2 separate regions of the Homo sapiens genome follow, and region 2 is linked to region 1. Evidence: read pairs that join two places in POLR2A ChIA-PET (ENCODE). Cell type or tissue: Panc1. All regions are shown on one strand. Links, peaks and the distances in the headings refer to the core of each region. The heading gives the core; the rest is flanking DNA. Region 1 has its middle 670 kb from the start of PCGEM1. Region 2 holds the start of PCGEM1 (PCGEM1 prostate-specific transcript).

Region 1 (5,399 bases), core at 137-5,136:
ATTACAGGCGTGAGTCCTTAAGCTTATTAACAAGTAAAGTTGAAAGGAAGATGAGCCACCAATGTCTAAGAATTTCTCAACGGAACTTCTGGAACTATGTCTTTGTAATGTCAGCATTAGATGGTTAGGTGACTCAAAGAATATAATTTCATATTAAAATGCGTAGCAATATCTGCAATCTTTAAATAACTAAGATTGATGTATGTTTTAGACTACACAAGTCCTTACCAAGTTGTATTAAAACACAATTTAAGACTTTCAAAAATATTAAAGGGATAAAATATCTGATAAAATGTTTTAGTATAGGACTTATTTGTAATCATTTTTTAATTCATTATTGTCATGGTGAAGATACTCTGTATTAATCATGAATCTTTGGGTGGTATATACTTACAGGCCAAAGCTGTTCAGAGATTTAATTCCATCGCCATGGGCCCAACTACCCCATCCTCATTTCTCTTATTTCCTTTATTTTTACTTTCTTCTCAAGCAGACTCTCCCATAAGGTGTCAAAATAATTGCTGAATGCCCCTGGTTATCCAGACACTGGACAAAGACTCACTTTCTTAAAGGTTCTAGGAAAAATTCTAAAGTGTATTTCCATTAGGCCATTAAATATCTAGTCACTCAAGACAGTGTAATGAATTGCTCTTTTTCCAAGCCTGGCTCATAAACTTATGCATGGAGAAAGAGTGGGGTTAGCCCTACTTGAACCATATGAGAGGAGTGGTAAAAAGGTCAATTCAATAAAAAAAAAATAGAATTCCACTTGAAGAAGTGGGAATAGATGCTGGGAATTAAAAAATATGCTAAATATTCACTAAACACAATAGTAAGTATTATCCATTAGTTTTCAGGAGATTTCATCACATGTAGTAGAATGTTAAATATGTCAATTTACTTCCCATGTTAAATATGAATGGTTCTATCTACAACATGAAAAATCTTCATTGGTGTCTATCCTTTACCCAGAAAATAAAATATTTATGCCGAATTGTATATAAGGTAATTCATAACCTGGCCTTCTCTACCTTTCTTTGCTTGTCTGCCATCACTCTTACAAATTTGTACTCCTTAAGTACATTTTCTACTTATTATGTAATCACAACCTATCCATCTCTAAGGTTTCAGAAACTCCATACGAACCTGAGGGCCTCTTGAAGATATGGGCCTAATCTTCATAAAAAGAGCCTAATAAATAGATGACTGATATAATATGAATTCTTACATTTATATTGATATTTGAATTTATTCAAAGTCATTCTCTATGCCTATTTGCATGGCATAAAACAAAATATGTGCTTATCTGATTTAAGAAAACATTCTAGGAAAGTTAGGTACATTTTGTATCTATTATACAGTGGGATAGTGGAGAAAAAAGGCAGAGAGGGAAAAATCAATTCGAAGAGCATCTTGGGCAGCAGGTTTGTCTGGTGTGAAGGCACGGAGGTGTAAGAGGAGTTAGTAATTCTAACAATAAGTACTTTACAATGTTCAGTGTTTGGAAAGTTCAAGGAGATGAGAGCAGGGGGGAAATGACCAGAACCCAAGAGGCATTGCATTTTATGTAGAATTTAGTGTTCATTCTGTAGGTATGTAATGCCTTTAACATTTATTCTATAAACACTATATTTCTTTTCAAATACTCTTTATTAAGAAAGTGTAAATACTATTACACAACTAAGGAGAGTGAATTAACATTATAAATATCAACACAGCAATTTCAAGTAATTCCTCGTTATGGGTATTATTTCCTAAACATAGCTCTTCATTAATACCTTAGAAAGTAGGTTTCTACAAATGAATATTGAGAGAATATTTTCAACATATAGCTATAAACACATTATGTTTTATAATTATAGCTAGTTTTCATTTAATCCATGTTACTCAAATACAATTTTGTGAATTATATGCCACAATAATTCTATATGCATTCTTTGAAAAGTCAAGTGTGTGCTGGTTGCATTCTGGAAAACCAGTCAAATATTTATAATTAAGAAGTTAATAAACTAAGAAAATGACGAGGCCGGGCGCGGTGGCTCACGCCTGTAATCCCAGCACTTTGGGAGGCCCAGGCGGGCGGATCACGAGGTCAGGAGATGGAGACCATCCTGGCTAACACGGTGAAACCCCGTCTCTACTAAAAATACAAAAAATTAGCCGGGGTGGTGGCAGGCGCCTGTAGCCTGTAGTCCCAGCCACTCGGGAGGCTGAGGCAGGAGAATGGCGTGAACCCAGGAGGCAGAGCTTGCAGTGAGCCGAGATCGCGCCACTGCGTTCCAGCCTGGGCGACAGAGCAAGACTCCGTCTCAAAAAAAAAAAAAAAAAAAGAAAGAAAGAAAGAAAGAAAGAAAGAAAGAAAGAAAGAAAGAAAGAAAGAAAGAAAGAAAGAAAGAAAATGACAAAATATCCAAAATTCAACCTATGATGTACCTACATTTCAATGATTAGATAAACTTAAGCTCATCGTCTTAGAAACACATTGAACTCATGGGACATAATAGCTGAAATAATCTATGCTCATAAAATTTTAGTACAAAAAGGAGATTCAGCTTTAACTCTAAAAATAACTGAAGAAATATATAAATATCTAAAGTTAGACAATGGTAAGATTAGCTGGAAAATAATCTGTTATAGATTATGGTTAATTTACAAAGTGGTGTTATTTAGGAGAAAATTTATCTTTCTCTAAGTGTTATTTTGCTTTATGATGTTTCAGGAATCAATTTTATGATTGAAAGATGAGCACTAAATTACTATCATTTACACATAGCTTTTATTACTTGCTTGTAGCACCCAGCATAGTGCCCAACATATTCTAGGATCTCACTGAATTTTTTTTTGATACAATTCTGTAAATTTTTTTTTGAGACGGTGTCTTGCTCTGTCGCCCAGACTGGAGTGCAGTGGCACCATCTCGGCTCACTGCAAGCTTCGCCTCCTGGGTTCAGGCCATTCTCCTGCCTCAGCCTTCCAAGTAGCTGGGACTACAGGCGCCCGCCACCATGCCCGGCTAATTTTTTGTATTTTTAGTAGAGACCAATTTTGTATTTTTTAAAAATTACTTTTTGTTAATCACAGTAATATATACATGTGTTTGAAAACTGCAGGCACATAACTGGCCTAAATATTATTTGATCCACTGATCATACTTGGTGAACATTATACAATTATATATTATACATTACACAATTACAACATTCAATTGTGAAATTATACAATTGTGAAGTTTTATAATTTTCCAAATACATCTTCATCCCAGCAAAAATTCCTGATTCTCTGGACTCAGAATGCTTGATTTAATCCAGGGTCTTCATTTCAGAGATAAAATGATGAGTCTAACAGTTGATAAAATGCTTGTATAATTAGTATTAAGATCTCCTAATTCTGGTCCATTGTCATTGTGTTACATCATGAGTCAATACTTTTATCTGGCAAATATTTAGAAGCATAACCTTTATTAAGCTTGATTATTAGAATTGAGTATCCCAGTTTGGATTTATCAATCAAAGGGAAAATTCATCAGTTTGAGTGTAAGTGTAGGGAAACATGGGAAACAAAGTTGCTGAATCAAGCTCAGGAGTTCAAGACCAGCCTGGGCAACATGTTGAGACCCCTGTCTTTACTAAAAATACAACAACAACAACAACAATAAAAAATAGCTGGGCATGATGATCACTTAAGCCGTGTGGGCTGCGTTGCAGTGAGCCAAGTTCGCACCAAAGCACTCCAGCCTGGGTGACAGAGCGGGACTCTGTCTCAAAAAACAAAGAAGAGAATAATGGTATTTTTCCAGTCATCCATTATCAAGTACCTACTATGTGTTAGGTACTGTTCCAGAGACAGTGAATATAGCTGTTAACTTAATCTCTGCCCTCAATAAGCTAGATAGGTAAGACGGACAATAAACACATATTAGTTTATCAGACGGTAATAAGTGCCACAGAAAAAATTAACGGTGAAAAGTGGGAAACTGATTATGATGATAATATTCATACAATTTTAATTAGGTAGATCAGTAAAGACTTTTCTAAAACTTGATATTTAAATAAAGACTTGAGTTAGGTGGGAAAACAAGTCATGAGGCTATCTGGGGAAAGAGTATTCTAGAGAGAATATCAAGAGCAAATGCCTTAAAGCAGAAAATGAAACCAAAGGGGCAATGTGGCCGTAGTAGACTAAGGAAAAAAGATATACGAGATGGGGTCAGAGGGTTAACATGGAGCCAGACCCTTTGGCTACTACACCATCTTTTACTGTGATTTTACTCTGAAAAGGACAAGAAGACATTGGAGGGTTTTTAGCAGAGGGTTGACATAGTTTGATGCGCATTTTCAATGGAATTTCTGTTTGTGCTGTGCTGAAAATAGATTTAAGAGAGTAGGATAGGCTGGGCGCAGTAGCTCACGCCTGTAATCACAGCACTTTGGAAGGCCGAGGCGGGTAGATCACCTGAGGTCAGGAGTTCGAGACAAGCCTGGCCAACATGGTGAAACCTCTTCTTTACTAACAATACAAAAATTAGCCAGGTGTGGTGGCATGCTCCTGTAATCCCAGCTACTTGGGGGCTGAGGCAGGCCAATCGCTTGAACCCGGGAGGTGGAGATTGCAGTGAGCCGAGATCGCGCCACTGCAGTCCAGCCTGGGCCACAGAGCAAGATTCCATCTCAAAAAAAAAAAAAAAAAAAAAAAAAAGAGAGAGTAGGTTGGAAACAGGAGAACAGTTAATAGGCAGTGCTATAATCCTTCTTAAACAACTGCACAGTGAAGGATGATGGTAGTTCCTACAGGTAATCAGAGAAATAGGTAAGAAGTGTTGGGATTGTCGGTAAGTGTTCTATAAATATTGTCATCATGCACTGCTTTCTGTACAAAAATATTTACATTTTTTAAAACAATAATATCTGAGAATATAAACTGTCAAGGTGATTACTCATTATATTAAATGCAACAAATTTTAAAGATTTTCAATACAAATGTGAATGTGCTTACTTTCATAGTGTAAATTAATTGCAAAGCAAAATGTCTCATACTATTACTTTATGTGTCTATGGATACCATATGAGTATATTTTCATATTAGCATCTTAGTAATTTATGCATATTTTTCTTAATTATTCAGAATTATTTCTATCTCTGTCTTCTTGGTCATGTACACAGAGTAAGCCCTCCAGTTAGAATGAAAATGCAGGAAATTCTTTTATTACATTTTAATATTAGCATAAATTTATATGAAATGAGGACTATTAACTGAAACAGAACATTTTTATAACAAACAAAAATCACTTTGTTTTAATAAAATGATATTCTGAGAAATATTCAAGGAATACTACACATAAACATGTGTTTCGTTGGTCCATTCATGACTCCATACCCACAATTTAGAAACCTAACTGCTTT
Region 2 (5,399 bases), core at 145-5,144, 670 kb before region 1:
TGAGTAAATTTTAGATCATAATGTGAAGGAATAATCCAAACAATGATGTCTAGTATTTTGTTGTATCAGTTGGCTGTCCTGCAATGATTCAACTGAGAACATTCTGTGCTTATTATCCAGTAAAGAAATGACACAGAAGAAATTTGAGGGCAAAGGGAAACTACATTATGCATAAAAGCAAAGCTTCACCCATGATAGAAAGAATTCCTAGGGCTTGGAAGAAGGATGAAAAATAAAGTAATGAAGCTGATAGGGTGTGAAAAGAGAGAGCTAACCCCAGTGGGACCTTGCCTTACATGAGTTAACATTCAGAGAGACTGCCCAACTAAAATTTTAGCAAGCACCACCCATCTCTTAGTCTGTGAATTGCATGAGTTTCAAGCTAGAGAACACACACCATTTAGTCTTCTTTTTATAAGCATCACACAGTGCCTTTACCAAAGTATTAGCGGAGTTAATTGGCTTTTCTTTTAGCATCTCTTCTTTCATGAACATTGAGCATAACTTCCATTGACCATTCAAAAGGGATGATACTTAGGCACGTCTTGAGACTTTGCTGTATTCATAATAAAATTATCCTGTGAGGACACCCCTCATTTCTGCTAAACTGCCACTAACACTTTTAAAGTTTCAGGTTGTTGGCAAGTATCTGAGATAAAGAGAGAGCCTATGTGCTTAGTCCACCAGTGATGGCAGAAAGGAATGGCTCATGAACCTGTCTACATGTGGAGCTAAATGGAACCAACTCAACATCATTCCCCCTCCCACTTGCCACACTAAAAATAAATAAATAAATAAAAGACTTATATTTCTGAGTCATGTTTAAAATTAATTAAAAGGATGTTTGTATGAGTCCATTATGGCATTAAACCAATTCCACAAAGTAGTCTAGGGAAAACCTCATGCTATCAGATCCCTCTTGCGTTCTGCAATTTCTGAAAAAAAGATGTTCATTGCAAAGTGATATGAGCACTGGAAAGGTACTAATTCCAATTTGATTCTAATTGGATGAGTGACATGGGTAAGCGATTCTAAGCATTTGTGTTTTTTTTAGTAGTATGGAATTTAATTAGTTCTCAGTATGTTAGTGAAGATTGAATGAAAACATGCATATGTTTCCATGTATTATAAATATTTTAAAATGCAAAAAATTATTCTAATGAATATATAAATATAAAGCATAACAATAATAATACAATACCACCCATAAAGTCATCATCTAATTTAAAAACTAAAACATTAACACTTGAATCTCCCCCATTGCAACATCTTTCCCGACTTGTGTGTTTTTTTCTTTTGCTTTTAAAATTTTTGTTTTATCATATGTCTGCATAAGATTATATAGCTTTCCTTGTTTTAAGCTTTTTAAATAATATATTGTAGTTATATTATTTGTGCTTTGCTTTTTTTACTTAACATTATGGTTCTAAAATTCAGTAATGTGTTGGGCATGTATAATTTGTTTATTTTTAATCTCTTTGACATTCGACTATATAAATTTCAGTTTGTTTATTGACTCCTTTGTCTATAGATACTCTGCTATTTCTGTTTTTGCTGTTACAAAAATAATGCTGTTTTAAATTTCATTTTGTATACTTTTTTGAGGCATGTGTATGAGTTATTCTAAGGTAAAAAAATAAGAAAAAATTGCTGGGTTATAAGATTGTCACATGCTCGAATTTACAAGATAATGCCAAATCATTTTTCAAAGTAATTATACCTATTTATACTACCGGTATGAGTATATTGGTGCCCACATAGTTGCTTGTTCTGCCAAAGTTTGGTATGATCGAACAATAATTTTTGCCCATCAAATGGCATAAAATAAAATCTCAGTGTGCTTTTAATTTGCATTTTCTATGTTTAAGAATTGTTTCTTTTTTAACCATTTATAATTTACTTTTGCTGAAATGCTTGCTTATTATTTTTGCTCCCCATTTTTTCCTATTGGATTGCTTTTCTCATTAATTTATAAGAATTTTATATGGTTTAGATACTAATTATTATATTACTGAAAATACCTTTATCAGTTTGTTGTGTACTTTCTACTTTATGTCTTGTGATGGATAAAAGTTTTAAATTGTATTGTGTTGAAGTTAACATTTTTAAATTTTATAATCAGCATCTTTAATAATCTCTTTATAAAATTTTCCTTTACATAGATGTCATAAAGATACATCTCTATAATTTCTTATTTTTTTGGCATATGTTCATTAAGTCATTTTATCATTTTTTAGTAATAAATTGCAGTTATTTATGAAACAAATAATTTTTAAAATTATATATGCTTTCTTTAAAAATTGATCTTAGCATGCTTCACTATGAAGCTTGAGGCTTCACTGCACGTTGTACTGAAATTATGTATAAAACAGTGGTTCTGAAAATCTCTGAGTTCATGACACCTTTAGTGTCTCAGGTTTTTTTGCTTTTGTTCTTGTTTTTTCTCACAAAGCACCTAAGTTAAATAAAAACAAAGCACAAAGCTATCAGCTTCATGTATTAAGTAGTAAGCTCCCATGTTAACAGTTGTAACTTGCCTGGTGCCCAATAGATGTCACTCTGTTTTCCTAGAAACTTTAAAATATCCCTCAGTGCTCCTGTTAATTCATGGTAGTGCCCCAAGGCACTCTGGCACCCAGTTTTGGAACTGCAGTTTTAAAAGTCATAAATTGAATGAAAATGATAGCAAAGGTGGAGGTTTTTAAAGAGCTATTTATAGGTCCCTGGACAGCATCTTTTTTCAATTAGGCAGCAACCTTTTTGCCCTATGCCGTAACCTGTGTCTGCAACTTCCTCTAATTGGGGTGAGTAAGAGATTTTGTTATGTATATAATAGCTAAGAATATAGTAATAATGGCTTAAATCATGGTTATTTTTAAACTACTAACATTTAGAAGACAAAATAAAAATGCTTTGAAAAGTATAGAGGTTTTAGTGTAATTAGCAGGGAATAATGAAATGATTTGATAGGGCTACTCAGTTTTGTATAACTTTGGTGCTTTAAGTCTGAATGCAGAGCATGGATGTTGTGATCCAGCCTTTATATGTTTTCCCTGAAGAAGATTTAATTTATTTGGCCTTTTGAGAAACACATTTGGCATTGTAATATGTTTTGCTTCCAGGTTCTATCTCCAAGGATAATTTGACAAAATCACACATAAATTTATTTTCAGGGCACACAGTTTCCCTTTTAGGGAACTCACAGAGGTAGAGAGTAATACAATAATCACATTTGAATATTCAGTAAGTGAGGTCCTCATAGATCTTATGTGTATGTCACCATGTATATAATTTTGTTAATCACTAGATGTATGAGACAAGAAATTTGAGGAACCTTAACTAGAGATTAAAATAGGGATTTAAATCAAAGAAACATTTAAATGCCTCCTTTATTATTTAAATACCTGCATGGTGAATCATTGAAAAAAAAATAAAAAGCATACAACTTGGGAATATTCTAAACCAAGAAGAATTTGTTATTCTGGTTGATTTTTTTTTTTCAGGCTCCCACAGGCAACTTACCTTTATCTCTTTGTGATTTTTATTTCTTGTTAAAATATACAGAAATAGTTAAGCAGATTCATAGAGCTGAATGATAAAATTGTACTACGAGATGCACTGGGACTCAACGTGACCTTATCAAGTGAGGTGAGCCATTCATTAATTCAGATAATGGAACTTATTATCATAATCTTTTGCTTATGCTATTGTTGAGCTTAACTACTTATTCATATTTGCATATGCATATTGAGATAATATCATTTCATTAATTTCAGTACTGAACACTAATCTCCTAAGAGTAATTGTGAAAGTTTCAGATTGCACTATTTTTAACTATATATCTGTATGTTATCTTCATATATGCTTGAATAACTTATAAGCAATTGAAACTTTCAATTACAGTATACTATTGAAGCAAATCAACTAATATATACACATATCCATTAGCAATAGTAGATAATTTTTGTAAATGTCCAGCACAGTTCTTCATATGTAGAGGATGTTCAAATTGGCTAAGTTCCTTTTCTCTCTTAATTATTAGTATTTTTCCTACTGCTCTTTGTATAATTATTCCTTCCTCTTTAGCTCCAATCCTTACAATCTATTCTTAACATAGCAACTGGAAGAAAGTTTTTAAACATAAACCAGATGATGTCACTCCACCCCACAAAACTTCCACTATTCTCTGTCACACATAGAAAGAAAGAAAAAAAATATTGAAAACCTACAAAGACTTGCTATGATCTGGTCCAGGCTCTCCCTAAAATTTCATGTAATTTCCAGCCACTAGGCCTTTCTGGCTCTCCTTCAATCTCATTAGCCTTTTCACTACTACAAGTTAGACTGGGTTTTGGCCGAGGTATTTCTTTTTTTCATATTTTGCCTTTGCCTAGATTGCTCTTCCAATAGATATTCACAATTGCATCATCATTTCTATATACGTGCTAAAAGGTTTCCTTGTCCAAAATAGCTTCAGTGACCACCTGATCTAGAATAGTCTCGATCAAAAGTTTCTTTTCCTTTTCCTCACCACTTGATATTTATATCAAACATTTATTTGTGTAATTTATGTGTTTGTTTGTTTTCTGTACTAGCATTATGATGACCATACTATTTGATGCCCCCCAAAAAATACTTTCGAGAATGACAGGGAAAGCTAAAATAATTAAATTATATAATTTTGACATAGGCACTATTGACAAAAAGCAATTGATGTTATGATAGTGTTAGATCTATGAAATAGTACTATTTAAAAGTAATTCTCTGAAATACAATTTTCTAAAACTAAAAGCAGCATATGTACATGAAACACCAAAAAACTTCCTTATATTTATCACTGGAAGATTTAAAATAGTATAAGTAGTAACTTATTTAATATATTTTTGATTATTTAATTAATTTTATAGTATCCAACTCTAATATAATGCCAGTGGTATTTGTTCAAAATATTTTAATGTTGTCTATTTATTTTTAATTTGCCTAAAAATTATCTTAAATGAAAATTTTTGGTTAATAAATTTGAAAATACTGAAACCCTCATCTCAGTCTCTGTGGATCCTAAAGTTTTTAGTTGAGAAAATAATTTTTCTCTAGAGAATGAAGTAGCTTGTAAGCTTGGAGAAATTTCTGCTAAATAAATGATATTATCAACTCTATTTTCTTCAATACGAAATATATAAATATTTCAGCTCATATATTTTTGCAGGTGCTATGCTTTTGCTTCCAATCATAATTTCTGACAAATATTTTGGAAGTCAAAACTTGTCTTCTATTTTGTTATTTAAAATTATATAGACTACTTTTGTAAACCTTTATACTATCAAATCATAGGCAATTTCAGTTTGATTTCATTCTGGTGCAGAATATAAGTTTATCCAAGTAAAACTGGAGTCACTTCA

What was found. ChIA-PET counts read pairs that join two places held together with the same protein. Peaks named below come from ENCODE experiments on the same cell type or tissue, not always from the same donor. Only the 100,000 strongest peaks of a DNase experiment are listed, where the experiment ranks them.
Region 2: POLR2A ChIA-PET joins it to region 1 with 12 read pairs; 2 of 35 experiments call an interaction of 5 or more read pairs at or near these places.

The regions. Positions count from the first base shown.
Region 1 is chr2:193,421,834-193,427,232 of GRCh38, forward strand. No RefSeq gene overlaps it. Among named protein-coding and RNA genes, the nearest start is that of PCGEM1, 670 kb to the left of the region's middle. In Panc1, for the core only: no CTCF peak of the experiment used is centred there; no DNase peak of the experiment used is centred there.
Region 2 is chr2:192,747,225-192,752,623 of GRCh38, forward strand. PCGEM1 (PCGEM1 prostate-specific transcript) reads left to right here and starts at 2,621. Exons shown (of 4, transcript NR_152587.1): 1 at 2,621-2,804; 2 at 3,565-3,648. In Panc1, for the core only: a CTCF peak has its summit at 2,517 (motif pointing right); a DNase peak (open chromatin) is centred at 2,555.